Regions from separate parts of the Mus musculus genome. Here region 2 is linked to region 1. Evidence: chromatin loops called from intact Hi-C (ENCODE). Cell type or tissue: left cerebral cortex. All regions are shown on one strand.

Region 1 (8,000 bases):
GGAGTTCAGAAAATGGTATTGGCACTCCCCTCCCCCAGGAACTGGAGTTATCCATGGTTATGAGCCTCCACACCGGTGCTGGGAATCAAACCAGGTCCTCTGGAAGAGCATCCAGGGCTCTAAAGCACTGAGACATCTCTCCAATCCCTAGATGAGTTTTAAGCTGCTGGTCTTTACAGGGTAGGTGACCATCTGTCCAAAGGGATATGAGTGCTGAAAGATGCCTCTCCCTGAGTATAAACCATGAGGACTGTCCAGCCAAACCCATTCCATCTCAACCCAAGGGGTACCTGGTCTCTAAGCTGAGGCAGCCCGGAGGCCACTGGTGAAAGCAATAAAGAGAAATTACTGACTGTACCTGCTCGACATTAGCCAGATGATCACGCAAACAAACGTAATTGCCACGCGATGACAGCTGGAGGAAGAAAGGTTCAAGGCACTGGGAGGGCATTAATTATGGTCACTAGTGGCATCTGGGCTGTGAGACTGTTTCCCTGAAGGCCTGGGCTGACCATTTTAAAACAAGGTGAAATCAAAGGGACCGGTTGCTTCCAGGTGTGGCTGGCACATTTGGTCCATCAGGCCTAATTGCCTCAGGGTTTTTATCTTAACAGCAGGGAGAAGTACCTGGAGTCTGTGAGCAAGGTTGGGGATGGGGCACTGACCACAGACAGGATGAAAGCAGGAAAGCAAGAACTGCTGTGAACACTGCAGCACCTGTAGAGCCAGAGCTAGATTCGAGATCAGGTCCCAGGAGACCAGGCTCAGGCTTCTCAGGCTACCAAGTCCTGCCCATGCCTGCCAAGATCAGCTGAAGGTCCCAGCATCTTCTGATGGTGAGAAATAATCAAAGAGGCTCATAGATGTTAGTTCATCTTGCCAGGCATTATGGTGTGTTCATTAGGTTTTGGTCACCCTGACACAAACCAAAGTTATTCTGGAAGAGGGAAATCCAACTGAAAACCCTCTACTTCGTCTCCTACCCCCAGATTCCTGTCTTTAGTCCCCACCTTGTCTTGCCTCCATGATGAACTACAACTGGAAATGGAAATGAACCTATGTTTTTTTCTCCCCAAGCTGGTTTTTGGCAGGATGACCTATCACAGGAATTAAAAACAAACAGCAGGACATAATTAGTTGATTGTGTCAAGTGTGGACCCCCACACTTTAATCCCAGCATTCAGGAGGTAGGGCCAGGTGGATCTATATGAGTTTAAGGCCATTCTGGCCATAGAGGGTTCTAGGCCAGCCAGAACTGCATAGTGACACTCTGCCTTAATAACAACAATAATTTTATTTTGATGTTTGCTTGACTAAAACCTGGATACAGCATCTCCAAAAGTCAATATGATGCACATGTGCTTTCTACATGTAATAGACCCCAAGGTCTGTTCTTCTTAAATGAATTCACGGGGCTCCATTTACACTGGGGCCTGGTGTGGTCACTAAGCTAAAAACAAAAGCCATGATAAACATTTAACTCTGGCTCTAGAATTAAATGTAGGACCTACTTTGGTGGGAAACACCAGATTTAGAATTTAGACTTCTTTGTAAATGGCTCTCCAAAGTGGGGCAGAGTTCAAGTAAGAAATGAAAGATGGTTAGATGAGCCAGGGAAGACCATGGGAGTAGAAATAAGTGAACAGACCCCAAGATCAGCCCTTTAGCTAGAAGGCTGTTCACTAATTGAGACCAAGGAGGTGAGTGGGGACTATGGTTCACCCTGATTACAACTCTAGCGTCCTGGCATGGGACAGAGGCCGCCAGACAGAGGTGCGTCTTTGTCTCTTCTTCACAGAGGACTTCCCATGCTTAGTGGCCTTTAAGCAAGATAGTGAGAAATCAGCATTGATGATTTTAGAGACAGAATAAATAAGGAAGTAATCGGGTAGAAAGATGAGGTGTCTCAGTTCTGGCTTTTTCCTGCTCTCTCTTCCTAGCCAAATCAACAACTTTAGAATTTTGGAGACTACTATGGAGCCCACCCTCACTCCATCCATCACTCCTACCCACTGCCCTCTACCCACCTGCCAGTGTTCTGCTAACTGACTCTGCTCACACAGACTAAACCTCACTGATAATTTGAAGTCTAGGGTGCTGATGTGGCAGCTCACATCCACACAGAGAGAGGAGAACTTCTGTTGTCTAGGAGCCTCCTCTTTTTGTCAAAATTTGTGGGACTGAGTTTGTGCGGTCAGCTTTGCATCTGTAAAACAAAATAACTGAGGTGGTGAACTAATAAAGGGCTGGGCTCACAGCCGTATGGGGGGGGGGGGGGTCTGCCTGTCATCAGATGGCTTGGTTGATTTGGGGCTGGAGCAAGGCAGTGCATCGTGGTGGTGGGGGTTTGATCAACCAAGCTGCTCACCTCCTGGCTAGAGAAAAAAAGGAAAAGGTTAAGGAAAAGACGAGGCTTGAGTTCCAGTATCCCCTCCAGGCCATGGCCCCAGAGACCTGGAGACCTCATTACGCTCTATCTTTCAAAGTTTCTAGTGCCGCTCAGTAGTACCACATTGGGGTCTAAGACTTTGGGGCACATTCAAGATCCAAACACAAAGCACAGATGGCCCATCAAGTTAAATTAACTCAATGTGTCATTTGACAGGTGAATCTCTTACTCAGTGCCTCAGGGGAGAGATGGAGACAGGAAGAGGCCCTGGAACTCACTTTCTACCTTAAGCTAGTCAGTGAGTTCTAGACCAAAAGCGAGATGGCAGCTACTGAAGTACAGCATCCAAAACTGACCTCTAGTGTACACAAACACATGTGCTAACATGTACTCGAGAGCATGAGCATCTGCACACACACTCAGAGAAGCTTGCGTGCACATATGTACATTAACACAAACTTACTCAAAAGGGGAAAAAATAAAATAAAGGCAGAATTCTTATGTTTTTATTTACTTAGGAAATACAAAAGAATTTTCCTAAGAAGCCAGCACTACCTATTATCATAATGTGAATGCTGAACTGTATTCAGGGGCTGTTGCTCTCAGAAACTAACTGGTTAACAAAGGACCATTGTCATTGTGGCCACCAACTGTTGTTTGTGTGTTTGTTTGTTTGTTGAAACAGGGTTTCTGTCTCCATGCATCCCTGATTGTCCTGTGTAGCCTCCCCTCCCCAAGTCTTAATGGTTCCACTGTTTACACCTGGATGGAGCTTGCCAGCTCAATCGTGCTGCCACACCCACTGCTGGAACCTGCCGCTTTGCTGTTCGGAGCCGTACTCGTGGTCACCCTGCTACTAGACCCCAAGATTATTTGGCGGGAATCGGGCCCCTCCCCCTTCCTTCATAACGGAGTGCCAAAATAGTAAAAATTGAACCTTGAGCAGAGACCTTTGTCTTGGTTCCTTCCTTATCTCGCGCAGCCCAGCCCTTCTTCTCTTCCAGGTTTCCAAAATGCCTTTCCAGGCTAGAACCCAAACCTGTGATCTACTGGCCGGACACAACATCTGGAACTCAGACTGACCTCAAACTCACAGAGATCTGTTTCTGCCTCTGCCTCTGCCTCTGCCTCTGCCTCTGCCTCTGCCTCTGCCTCTGCCTCTGCCTCTGCCTCTGCCTCTGCCTCTGCCTCTGCCTCTGCCTCTGCCTCTGCCTCTGCCTCTGCCTCTGCCTCTGCCTCTGCCTCTGCCTCTGCCTCTGCCTCTGCCTCCTGAAGGCTGGAATTAAAGGCATACACCACCACCACCCAGCTGTGGCCTCAGATTCTTGGCACTCAGGTACCTCACATAAAGTCCTACCTACATGTGTCTAGCATGATACTTGTTTATAAACAGCCTGGGGATTGCAGCCGATTCCATGAGGCTGACCCCAAGGGAAACAATGCAAAATATTAACCCCTCTCTGGAGCTCAGTAGAACCTCCTGTGGTTTTTTGAAACCAGACCAACACCACATGTAGAAAATCCCTCAGACTATTTTAGGTGAACTTTTTTTTTAATCTCATTAACTTCTTGCCATATGCTGTTTGTTTTGTATACCCTTCATAGACTGAAAGAGAAAATAAACCAGGCCACTGGGTTTCATCTCAGGGATGTTTTTAGAATGACATACATGTTCTGTGGAATTCCCTGAAAAATAATAATGATTTTTTTTAAAAGTGGCATTTAAAACTGATTTATGGAAAATAATATTTTTAAAGCAGGCCAGGGGGCAAGCAGCGAAACCTCTTCCCACCCACATAGAGCGTGTTAACCATCAGGTTCTCCATGATCTGCAGGAAGGACTGAGATTCCTAGCCCAGCTCCTTGTGTTCAGTGTGTAGGCTTGGACAGCTTCATTGGTCGTTGCAGAGTCTGAGTACCTGGATGTATATAAAACAGGAACGATTAGCCTGGGGTGTGCCTAGCATACAGGAAACCTTGGGTTTGATCCTCAGCACTGAGTAAACCCAGATGGTGGTGCATTCCCACGATTTCAGCAGGAAGTAGATACTCACATTCAAGGTCATCCTCAGCCAGCCAGGCGTGGTGGCACACGCCTTTAATCCCAGCACTCGGGAGGCAGAGGCAGGTGGATCTCTGAGTTCAAGGCCAGCCTGGTCTACAGAGTGAGTTCCAGGACTGCCAGGGCTACACAGAGAAACCCTGTCTCGAACCCCCTCCCCCACAAAAAAAAAGAAAAACAAACAACCAAACAAAACAAACAAGAAGTTCAAGGCTAGCCTGGGCTACATGAGACCTCTGTTTCAAATAGACAAAGAAAGGAAGGAAGGATAAAAAAAGAGGTAGAAAAGATGGCTCAATGCTATTTAATTCATATGATAAATGAGAGGCTCTGTAAATCATGTAACATATAGCTTGGAATTAAATAGAGAATTAATTTCCAAATGTCCTTCCTGTTGTAAGATTTCAGAAAAACAGATATACTACAAACAACCCCAAACATCCTTTCTTGCAACATGATTAAAAATTCCCCACTAAAGATATATGAGTTTATTCTTCTCTCCAAGAGACTTAATCCCTGGTTAAGATAAAACTGCTCTTTCAACAAGGATCACCAGATGCTTCTCTCAGCTATGTAACTCACTATGAATCTATGTCCTGGGGCTGAGGTGGTAGCTCAAGGGTAGAATGTGTACCCAGCAAGCCTGATGCTGTGGGTTCAATTCCTGATATAAATACATAAATATTCTCTTTCCCAGCATTCCTAGATATGTGTGGGCAGAAGGTAGGAATGGTAGACAAAGGGCTCAGTGGGTTAAAGTGACTGCGGTGAAAGCATGAGGACCCAAGTTCAAATCCCCAGCAGCCATGTAGAGAGTAAAGCGTTACTGCATGTGCCTATGACCCTGGCACTTGGAGACAGAGACTGACAGTTCCCCAGGACTCCCTGGCTGGCCATCATAGGTGCAATGATGAGAAACCCCATCTCAAAGCAAGAAGGCAGCAAGGCAGAGGGTAATAGAGGAAGAGAGTCCTTGTATTCTGCTCTAGCCTCTGTATGCCTGCACATTCAAGTACACACAGCTCACACTTGAGAACACACAACACACAGAAGAAAGGAAGGGGAGGGTAATAAGGGGTAATAAAAATACTGTTGTTTATTTCAAGACAGCGTTTCTGCTGGGCGGTGGTGGCACACGCCTTCAATCCCAGCACTTGGGAGACAGAGCCAGGTGGATCTCTGAGTTCGAGGCCAGCCTGGTCTACAAAGTGAGTTCCAGCCAGGGCTATACAGAGAAACCCTGTCTCGAAAAAAAAAAAAAAAAAAAACAGTGTTTCTCTGTACAGCCCTGGCTGTCCTGACCAGGCTGGCCTCGAACTCAGATCTGCCTGCCTCTGTCTCCCTAATGCTGGGATTAAAGGCGTGTACCCACGCTTTTAATTCCTGGCATCAGCTTTTTTTTTTTTTTTTTTTTTTTTTTTTTTTTTTTTTTTTTTTTTGGTTTTTCGAGACAGGGTTTCTCTGTATAGCCCTGGCTGGAACTCACTTTGTAGACCAGGCTGGCCTCGAACTCAGAAATCTGCCTGCCTCTGCCTCCCAAGTGCTAGGATTAAAGGCATGCGGCACCACGCCCGGCAGCCTATTTCTTAATATGGTTGTTGCTCCGCACTGTGTGTTTGTTGATCTGCACAGAGACAACATGGGGGCCCAGGTGAATTCTTAGATTCCATGGCTACATAGGACAGTGTGTGATATGTCATAACTCCTCCACAGAGCAATACCAGCACTAAGGCAAAAGAGACAGGGTGGAGAGTGTAGGGGGCGTGGTTATGGTTCCTTTGAGGGCAGTTACAGGAATTGCAAGGACTGATGGCTGAAATAGAGATAAAAGTTTATCTTACCCAAATGGTAACCCAGGGAACAGAAGGGAAGCGAGAGAGTTGGGAGAGAGAGACAGGATCCAGGGAAAGAGGGAAGGTTGCAAAAACAGGGAGCGAGCGGTGGGGACACTTTCTAGAGAATACTAACTCCTGAAGAAACACAGTGTTGCAAATTACAATGTATCCTTTGATATACTTATTGTAAAAGTAATTAGACCCTTTTACTAACCTGAGATAATTCGTGGAAGTCAGAAATTTTCTGCCCAAGGTGAACTCAGAAAAAGGGAGACTCTTTAGCCTTCTCAATTACTATTTTTTTCCCTGACCTTCTGTGGACAAATTCCTTGGCTAACTGTTCTACTTGTTCATATTTTATCTCCAAATCCCTCCACACGCTGACTTCTAACCTTCTGTGGCTGCCAAAAACTTTTTCATCTGTGATTCCCAATGACCTCCTTTTGAAATTCTAGAAAGAAAAAAGGAAAAGAAGAGAGAGAGAGAGAGAGAGAGAGAAAAAACCCTACTTTCTATCATCTTTTTCCTTGCCTTTTTATCTGCTTCACTCTCTTGGAAATCTATATGGATTTCTAAATGGCAACATTCTGTAACTATAACCTAACTCCTGCTTATTAAAATCGGTAATAGGGTGTCTGTTCAGATTAGCCCATGTCTGTCAAATGTATGTGGAGGGACTGGGGTATGAGTTGGGGACGAGACTGTAAAGGACCTACAACAGCCTCTGACCTAAATGGTACCTGCTAGCAGGGCCTTCCGTTTCCCCATCCGCCAGAAGAGGTAAAAGGACCAGTTGGGCCACTAGTGACTCTTTCTCCTTGTAGCTGAAGTTCCTTGAGTACTTTCCCTCTCTCCTGCAACAACTTTTCTCCCTGCTGCTCCTAGAAGCAGGCCCTGTTCCAGCCGGTGTGTTTTGTTTTGTTTCATTTCTCAGGCCCACCTGTCCTTTCCTTTGCCTTCCTTGGCATTTATTTGCTTTGATTTCTTGCTTGAAGCTCAGCTAAGGACCAGATAATACGTTTTATATCAATTTGCTCATTCTTCAAGCATTTCATGCACATGCTACTTCCCGTTATATCCATTCTGACTCCCCCTTTCCAGCCCCTCTTGTTCCCTTCCCAACCTAATTTCCTTAAAAAAAAATAACCCATTAGTGATAAACCATGCACACATGAGTATAGGACCATTCACTGGAACATTATCAACCCACCAGAGACTACATCCCTAAAGAAAACCAACTTGACCATAGGAGCAAAAGAAGCAGCTATCCAGGGCTTCTTAGCTAGAAGTGGGGATTCGGTGGCCCTCCCCTACTAATACTAGAATGTTGCCCAGTCTGACTTGTACCTGGAACTGTAGCTAGTTCCTGATGCAGCCAGCCTTGAGCTGTCCAGAAGGCTCCCATCCTCCCTAACCTCTGGGCTCACATTCCTTCCACTCCCTCTGACCTTCTTTCCTGAACCTTTCCTGGAGGAGGTGTGAGAGTGACGTGACGGTCCATCTATGGTTGAGCTGTACTTTGCTGAGTTGTGAGTCTCTGAACTAACGACCAGCTAACTAACACACAGGAGCTTCCCTGGTGAGGACGGAGAGCCACATTCATCTGTGGGTATAGACAAACACATCTATAAGACAGTTGGATACTTTGCTCATTTAGCAAAATAAAGGTAGTAACTTAACCTCTAAAGTCTGTGAGCTCTCAGCCGTGGGTTCC
Region 2 (8,000 bases), 1.4 Mb after region 1:
GGACACAACTTCTGGGAATATACCCAAAGGGCTCTAAATCCTACCAAAGAAGTTCTTACATATCCATGTTTATTGCTGAACTGTTCACAATAGCTAAGAAATGAAATCAACCTCTGTGTCCAGCAGCAGAAAAGTGAATAAAGCAAACGAGGTAAACACACACAGACGGTTTTATTTGGCCATAAAGAAGTCATGATGAAGTCATGAGACATCTGCAGGAAAATCGATAGAGCTCAAAATTATTATATAAAGTGAAATAAGCCAGACTCAGAAAGACAAAGACTGAATGTTTTCTCTCATGTACAGATCCTAGATTTTAGTGTGTATGTGTGTGTGTGTGTATCTGCCTGTGTATGTTTGTGTGTGTGCATATGTCTGTGTGTGTGTTTGTATGTATGTCTATATGTGTGTCTGTGTGTGTAACTGTATGCATGTCTGTGTGTTTTCGGGTGTACATGTCTGTGTGTGTGTTTGTGTGTATGTCTATATGTCTGTCTGCGTGTGTGCCTGTCTGTATGTCTATATGTCTGTCTGTGTGTGTGCCTGTCTGTATGTCTATATATCTGTCTCTGTGTGTGCCTGTCTGTATGTGTCTGTGTGTGTATTTCTGTATGCATCTCTCTTTTCCCCCCGTGTGTTTATGTTTGTGTATCTGTCCCCCCTGTGTGTATGATGTGGTGTGTGTATGTGTGTATGTGTCTGTCTGTCTGTGTGAGAGAGAGGGGGGTGGAAACAAACTAGTCAGCTGAAGAATAGAAGGTGATGGTTCCAAGCAGACAATACAGCCTGATGCAAGAAGAGAGAGGAGAGCTTGGTATGTTTGATAATGTGAGAAAACAACATGAGAGTCTCAGTTTATCAGAGAGATGGATCTGATAAGGTGAGAGAAGGGGGTTTAGGCCTTGGCAATGTACTAGGCTCTTCCTTTAAATGCAATGGGAGGCCCCCTGTAGGTGGGTGACTTAGCTTATGCTTTTAGGGTTGTTTTGCTGTTGGATATAACAAGGTTGTAGAGCAAGAAGACAGAAGCTGTTGCAGAAACATGAGTGATGACACCAGCAGTGCAAATTCGAGTCAGGTGCAAGCTCTGCTATCCTAACCAGACTTCGGGAGTTGATAATAATATGGGATACAGGGGTTGAGGGGACAGATGGGTTTTTCAATTGGAGGATGGCTTACTGTGTGGGAAAGTTTATGGGGAGACAAAGTTTCATGGAGAGAAGAAATCATTCCAAAAGAATCTTGGACCATGTCTTAGTTATGGCTTTGTTGCTATGAAGAGACACTATGACACATCATGGCAGGATGCATGGCAGCATCCAGGCAGACAGACACAGTACTGGAGAAGGAGCTGAAAGTTCTATATCTTGATCCACAGGCAGCAGAAGGAGACTGTGAATCACACTGGGCATAGCTTGAGCATATAAGACCTCCAAGCCCACTCCCATAGTGACATACTTCCTCCAGCAAGGTCACATCTACTCCAACCAGGCCACACTTCCTATTAGTGACACTTCCTATGGGCCAAGCACTCAAGCATATTGAGTCTATGGGGGCTGTTCCTATTAAAACCAGCATAGACTGAGAAATCATATGACTAAGACAGCAAGAAAAGCCTGCACATAGATGGGGAAAAGATGTGCAGTTGTTACAGCCCTTTGGAGAACAGGCAGCTTCCAAGAGTCCTGGCGAGTCAGCCTAGAGTGAAGGTGAAGTGGACACAGTCAAGCTCAAACCCCTCTGTCAACAGTCAGGTGAACCAGGGCACTCAGCTTCTCTCTGTTTCAATCCCATTTGTAAATGAGGGCATTCTGATCATGTTGAAAAGTTAGCGTTAAACTGCAAGACTGTAGTTGGATCAGTGAAAAATGGCTATAGCTCATCCAAACGCCCTTTCTTGGGATTTCTAATCATGCTACTGGGCTCACTAAGAGAGATGTCTGGGAGACATTAGTTTGCTACCTCTCATTGGATTAGATTGCAGGGTCAGGACCAATGACAGCCTTCTCAGTCACCTTGTCTTGCCTCTCTTAGTCCCACAGACTGAGCTGCTGACAAGCAGAGGCAGTAGAACAACAGTTGGAAGGACAGTTGAGCAGTCAGTGGGCTGGGCTGTGAAGGCAGTAAGGTGGGCCAGCATTATGACAGCTATAGAAGAAACAGATGGACAGTTGTTCAGGAGTAGCCAGGGCAGGCAGAAAAAGAAAAGAGGAAGGAGAGAGATGACAAGAGAGACTGGAAGACAAAAGGCTGGAAGGAGTCAGAAAGGATAAACTGGGATGTGGTCATCAGAGAAGCTCCAAAGAGCTGTTAAATCTCTAGAACCAGCACTGAGACCCTGCAACAGCTGTGACACTGGCTAAAATTATGGGCTGAGGATTCCCAACTTCATAGAGTTGCGATACTTACTGGCTGTGGCCAATGGCTGAGAGAATCCCAATACTTAAGCTTGTCTGGAAGCTACAACGTCAATAGCAAGAAAGGGATGAGGGAGCCCAGGTCCACAGAAGGACTTTAACTCTTATGGCACCAAGAGGCACAACACCCAAAGGCTGAAGAACTACAACACTAGAGGGCAGCACTTACAGACGCGCCCATCTACCTACCGCTGACAAAACCGCTGGGAGATGGGGTGAGGACGGGGAGAGAGGCACAGTTGGCAGAGACAAGCATTTGAAAGCTTCATCTTGTCTGCTCATGGTTTCTATTGGCAGACAAAGCAAAATGAGACCACTTCCCCCAGCTAGCTGACGGGTAACTCTCACAATAGAAAATAATCAGAACGTGTCGTCTATGTTTTTTACCCAAGCAACCGAAATTCATTGGGGACGAGGGCTTGAACTGTAGAGACAAGTGAAGAAAGTGGTAATCTATGGATGTTTGGGGAAAAGAAATTGTAGCAGGGCAGAGTAATGGGAACAGTCCACCAGCAGTCTGAAAAATCTAACCTCAAGTGGACCAAAGTGGAAATGAGAAAGAGCTCTGTGCCCCTTTCTCAAAAAAGTTGAGCAAGCCAGACTGGCGAGGTGGCTCAGCGGGTTAAGGCACTTGCCACCAAGTCTGACAGACTCAGTTCCCACAGAATTGACTCCTACAAGTAAGTTGTTCTCTAGTTTTGATGTCCACATGTGCACCATGATATGTACACAAGCACACATGTATGCACACACATACACACTCACACATACACTAAAAGTAGTTAATAAAAAATTAAGTCAAACAAATGTCCCCATCCTTTTTCCATCTGTATGTACCCCTCACTAGTTGGAAGAAAAGGAAATTAGTTGTTTCTCAGCAGGTACTGAGTTAATCCAACATCTCCTATAAACATCTTGCTCTGGATGTTGTGGGATGAGCAAGAACAAGGGAGTTGGGGCAGAAAAAAAGGAACAGTTGTGCCTGCTCACAGACCCCTCTCAGAGAGGAAAATAAGGATGCCCAGAGAAGAACATTTACTAACTGAACCCAGATTCCTAGTCATGCAACAATGGTCTCCACGTCACGTTTATAATAATTGGTAAATCTTCATTGCAAATGTATTTGTAGTTTTGAGTAATTTTGTTTGTGCTGAGGATTTTTGTCAATGAAATATTGTGGTTTAAAGGACAATAAAGGCATCTTGACAATGCCTTTATTGGTTGCTGGCTTATTGTTCATCCATGTAAGATTTGCTTTGTGTAAGGAAAAAAACAACTATTCATGTTCTCTAAGCCATCCTTAGTGAAAAGGCTGCCTGCCTTCATCACTTTGTTAGGATACTTGACAATAATTCACAGATATTTGAGGGCAATACGCAAGCTTCCAAATACTGCCCAGAATAGTGATAAATACCATAGTTTTCCAAAGCAGTATACTGGAGCACTGTCCCCTCAGGCAGAGTCTGTGCTACTCGCTGTGGGTTGCTCTGCTTCTTAACTGCAGCCTGCTCAGAATTATTAAATTTTTTTCTTCTTCCCTCAAGGTAGGGCATGAGCTTCCTTTGTGAACAATGGGCATCAAACTGCCATTTAAAAAAAATTAAATGTGTGGTAAGTACAGTCCTTAATGTTTCTCCAGAGCATTGAGTCACGTTATAGAATTATAAAATACTACCAGAAAAGGGCACTCCACATAGCAAAACAGACATTTTATAAAGTTCAATTTGGCAATTCCAAACCACATTTAATTTTCTCTGAAAAATCCCCACATGACAGGAAGATATTGGTCTTTGTGGCTTTCATATCTCTTCCAGGGAACTACCAAATGACAATCGTTTGGAATTAGCATTTTTCCCATAGACAGACACTAAATTACTTATATCAATAAAGTCACATACGCAATTTCATTAAAATAAAAACCTAAAATAAAGTTTCCTGTATTGCTATGCTGGGATTCATGCAAATCAGAAATCCACAGCATACTTCAGTATGAATCTCTTGTAGTACTCCATCTTCACAGATAGGTGGGGCCAGCAATTTCTGTTTTAATTATAATATTTTAGCATATTAAAATCTGTATCTAGATGAAGCAGATACTTCAAAGCTTCAAAACTGATGAAACTGCACAGCTCTCTTTTAAGGGATAATATACGACTAAAACACCCCCTGCTGATTTCACAGGCTTTTGCAGGGAGTTATGCATAATTTTCTGAAATTCAAAGGCTTAAGATCAGATATTTATGATGATAAAAACTAGATCTCAAGAATTATTAAAACCTTGGAAGACTTTCCTAAGATGGATTTTTTTATTTCATTCAATAATTATTTAATACAAGGTTAATAAAAAAACACAGTAGAATCAAAAGATGTGAATTTTTGACTCAGCTCTAGCACTTACCAGCAAGGGAAAGTGACTGGATGCCTTTGTGAAACTTCAATAAAGAATTTAAATGAGAACTAAATGAAATGGCCCGGGACATAGCTTTGTAAATGGGACACAATATAACAGACAAAGATCAGTAAAGATGGCACGATGAAGTCCTAGTTAGACCCAGGTATGACTTCTTAGAAATCTAACATGCTGCTTATCATCACTGGAATACTTTGGTTGATATCACTGCTTTTAAAAGTTCATGTGACTACATCCTGGGTCACCTGAACATCTTTCTTGAGATTGACATACAGTGTGTGCAGTTTTGGCAATCTTAGTGCCAAATGATTTGACTTCAGTTGTTTCCCAAGCTAATAAAAAAGCAGAAACAGACACACTCGATATGTTCTCCCTTGTGATAGATTTTTAGCAGATTTGTTTGAAACCAGAGAATTCTACTATATGTGATACACTACAACACGAATGAGTTGAACTAGAAATGAATCCAGACAACAGAAAGAGTAGTGATTTTTATGGCATCTTTATTATAAAATAATAAAGCCATGTGTGTTGGTTTGGTGGGTTTGCATATTTTTATTGTGTGATTTTAGTAGTCATATGAAAACTGTAGATCTAAGTCTACACCTAATTTCATATTTCTATACATTTAAATAACACAAAATGAACATGTTAATTAACTTAAAATAATTTCAGTTGATACAGTATTTGAGAAGCTTGGCTACTGAACTTGGAACTTGAAACGTGAAGAACTCGGGGTATCTTCTCTAGATGCATTGCTGGTGACCCTGGGTAGGTTGAATGACTGTACTTGCTGGTATTTCTTCCCTGCAGTATAGGAATAATAACATTTCCAAAGGAACACAAAGGTAAAAAAACAAACAAAACAAAACCTACCAACCATCCAAACAAAGCCCAATTGCCTGAATAGACACCTTCTAGGTATAGTGTTTTATGGAGAATATTATCTCTGAATCAAATATCAAATCAAAGTTTTTTTATGACACTTTGGGGAATTGCCACCACATTCTCACTTTCTAAAAGAGATACATCAGTCAGCCCATGGTTTCTGCTGATCTAGCAACCACTAAAGTGGATATGTGGACTTTTTACTTCTCCACACGGCCCAGAGTGGTCTGGTTTTACATTAGCTTTTTTTTTTTTTTTTTTTTTAAACTACCAGAACCATAAACGATGTGTAATTCACTTATAACCAAGTGAAATCAGACGGAAAAAAGTAAAAATCTTCCCACTTATGAAAAATATTTTAAAAGTTTTCATTTCTTTCTTGTGTTCTCAGACATCACAGGAAGACAGAACCTATTTGTCTTCTCTTGGTACTTGGATTTTAACCCTCAAATAGCCTTTCTCCATTGGATTCCCTGCCTGATGAGTAAGCCTTCCGTTTCCACTCTGAAGTGTGGGAAAGTGGCTGAACCGCCCCAAGTCTCACTTTCACCACTACGTAATAATAAAATCTACCCGAATCTGTATGGTAACAATTAGTGAGCGAATAATTCCAAACCACTCAGTTGTGAGACCTGGCACACATTTCTTTTAGTTGAGCTTTTTAAAAGAGCAACCCCTTTATGGTTCACTCTGAGAGCAGTGGAGAGACCACAATGCTTGCAGCATGAATGAGCTTTTAGAAAAAGCTTCAAAGGCTAAAAGAGTGGTCCTGATGCTGACCTTGCTGGCATTGCTTAAAAACAGCAGCCACCGCGCATGCACTAGACTACAGCTGGAATCTGTGAACTTCCAGCTTTACGAAATTCGTGGCCTCGCAGGGCTTTCTTGATCCTGTTTTAATCGGAAGTTAGCAATATGTGTCCTGTTTCGCAAGACTACACCTGAGAGATTTAAAAGGGAATATGAAATAGTAACAAGTGGTATCAAAAACACTTCTCGAAGTTTAAAGTGCTTAGCTCAAGAGACAAAATTACAGCATATTTAAAGACCCAGAATGGCTTTCATTCACCATTCTAAAATTAGGCAGCCCTTGGAATTCTTTCAAACAACTCCGGCCAGAAAATGGACATTGTTCAATGACAAGAAAAGAGAAATTATCTAGAGACACAGTTTAGTTGGTTACGGTTAGCTTTTTGCTTTACTTGAGTCAGTTGGTCTCTTGCTATTGGTTAAAGCTGGGGTGCTGTTAACGGGCTGGCATTCAGCCATTTGCTCTAAAGTCTAAGTCTTAAACTCGGTTTTCAGCAGGCTTACCTTAAATAAGCCTATAGTTCTCTATGGAACTAAGTTCTGAAAGAAGTAATGGACGCGAAGAAATAAAAAGTATCTAGCCTACGGGGGTGGGGCGGTAACCAGTCTACAAACAGCAAGCAACCAATCACCATCTTTCCTGCTACAAATCAAAAGTCAAGCCTTTGGAATGTCAAAGGCCTGCGGAGCCTCCCAGAGGTTACAAAGACCACGCCTCCTAGCCTCCGCCCCCTCTCCTCTCCCAACCTGCACCGCTTTCGGCCTGACGCGTCCTGAGCTCCCAGTACATACAGACTTCCTGTCAGTTTCGTCATTTCCGGCAGGTTTCTCCATCCAACCAGGTGGCCTCAGAGGCGGGCAGTCTTCTCCAAGGTCCCACCCCCTGCGCGCCGTGCACCTTTCCAGCCGCTGCGCGTGGCTGTGTATGTGGGTCTCTCATGGCTGCCTCGGGGAAGCTCGGCACTTTCCGCCTTCCCCCGTTGCCCACCATTCGGGAGATCATTAAGTTGTTCGGACTGCGAGCGGTGAAACAGCTTTCCCAGAATTTCCTCCTGGACTTGAGGCTGACAGGTGGCTGAGTCGTCAGTTCGCCCGGGTCTCCGTGGTGGGCGCGGCCGGGTGATGGAGCGGGTTGGGGCGGGCGGCTGTCAGTCAAGCGCTGCTCCTCCGGTCCTCGCGGGCTAGGGCGACGACTGGTCGACCGCTTTGCGGGCGGGAGATGTTTCCCGCGCGCTTTATGATGCGCCAACCTGCCTCTCGTTAGCCCGGCTCAGTAAAGCGCGTCTGTAAGCTCAGCACTCGAGGAGCAGAGGCAGGAGGATTGCCGCCAGTTAGAAACAGATGGACTCTTTCAAAAACGAAACCAAGAGAGTAAATAGGATAAACGTTCACTTAAGTCTAGGGATCCCTCTAGGGACTGGAGATTCGCTCTGTAAAGTCATACTAACCAAACGGCGCCTACAGCTACCTTGTGC

What was found. Peaks named below come from ENCODE experiments on the same cell type or tissue, not always from the same donor. Only the 100,000 strongest peaks of a DNase experiment are listed, where the experiment ranks them.
Region 2: it touches region 1 in a loop (2.9-fold over the local background); 1 of 42 quality-filtered maps calls a loop at or near these places.

What each region holds. Positions count from the first base shown.
Region 1 is chr17:4,981,267-4,989,266 of GRCm38, reverse strand. No RefSeq gene overlaps it. Among named protein-coding and RNA genes, the nearest start is that of Arid1b, 9.8 kb to the left of the region's middle. In left cerebral cortex, no CTCF peak of the experiment used is centred here; no DNase peak of the experiment used is centred here.
Region 2 is chr17:3,557,177-3,565,176 of GRCm38, reverse strand. Tfb1m (transcription factor B1, mitochondrial) reads left to right here and starts at 7,422. Exons shown (of 7, transcript NM_146074.3): 1 at 7,422-7,596. The coding sequence starts at 7,464. 1700102H20Rik (RIKEN cDNA 1700102H20 gene) reads right to left here and starts at 7,353. Exons shown (of 2, transcript NR_045303.1): 1 at 7,273-7,353; 2 at 5,314-5,634. It overlaps Gm34155 (a long non-coding RNA gene), which reads right to left and starts at 2,638. Exons shown (of 5, transcript XR_876342.2): 1 at 2,607-2,638. In left cerebral cortex, CTCF peaks have their summits at 2,552 (motif pointing right) and 4,427; DNase peaks (open chromatin) are centred at 4,452, 6,578, 7,354 and 7,627; H3K4me3 peaks cover 1,613 bases; H3K27ac peaks cover 1,010 bases.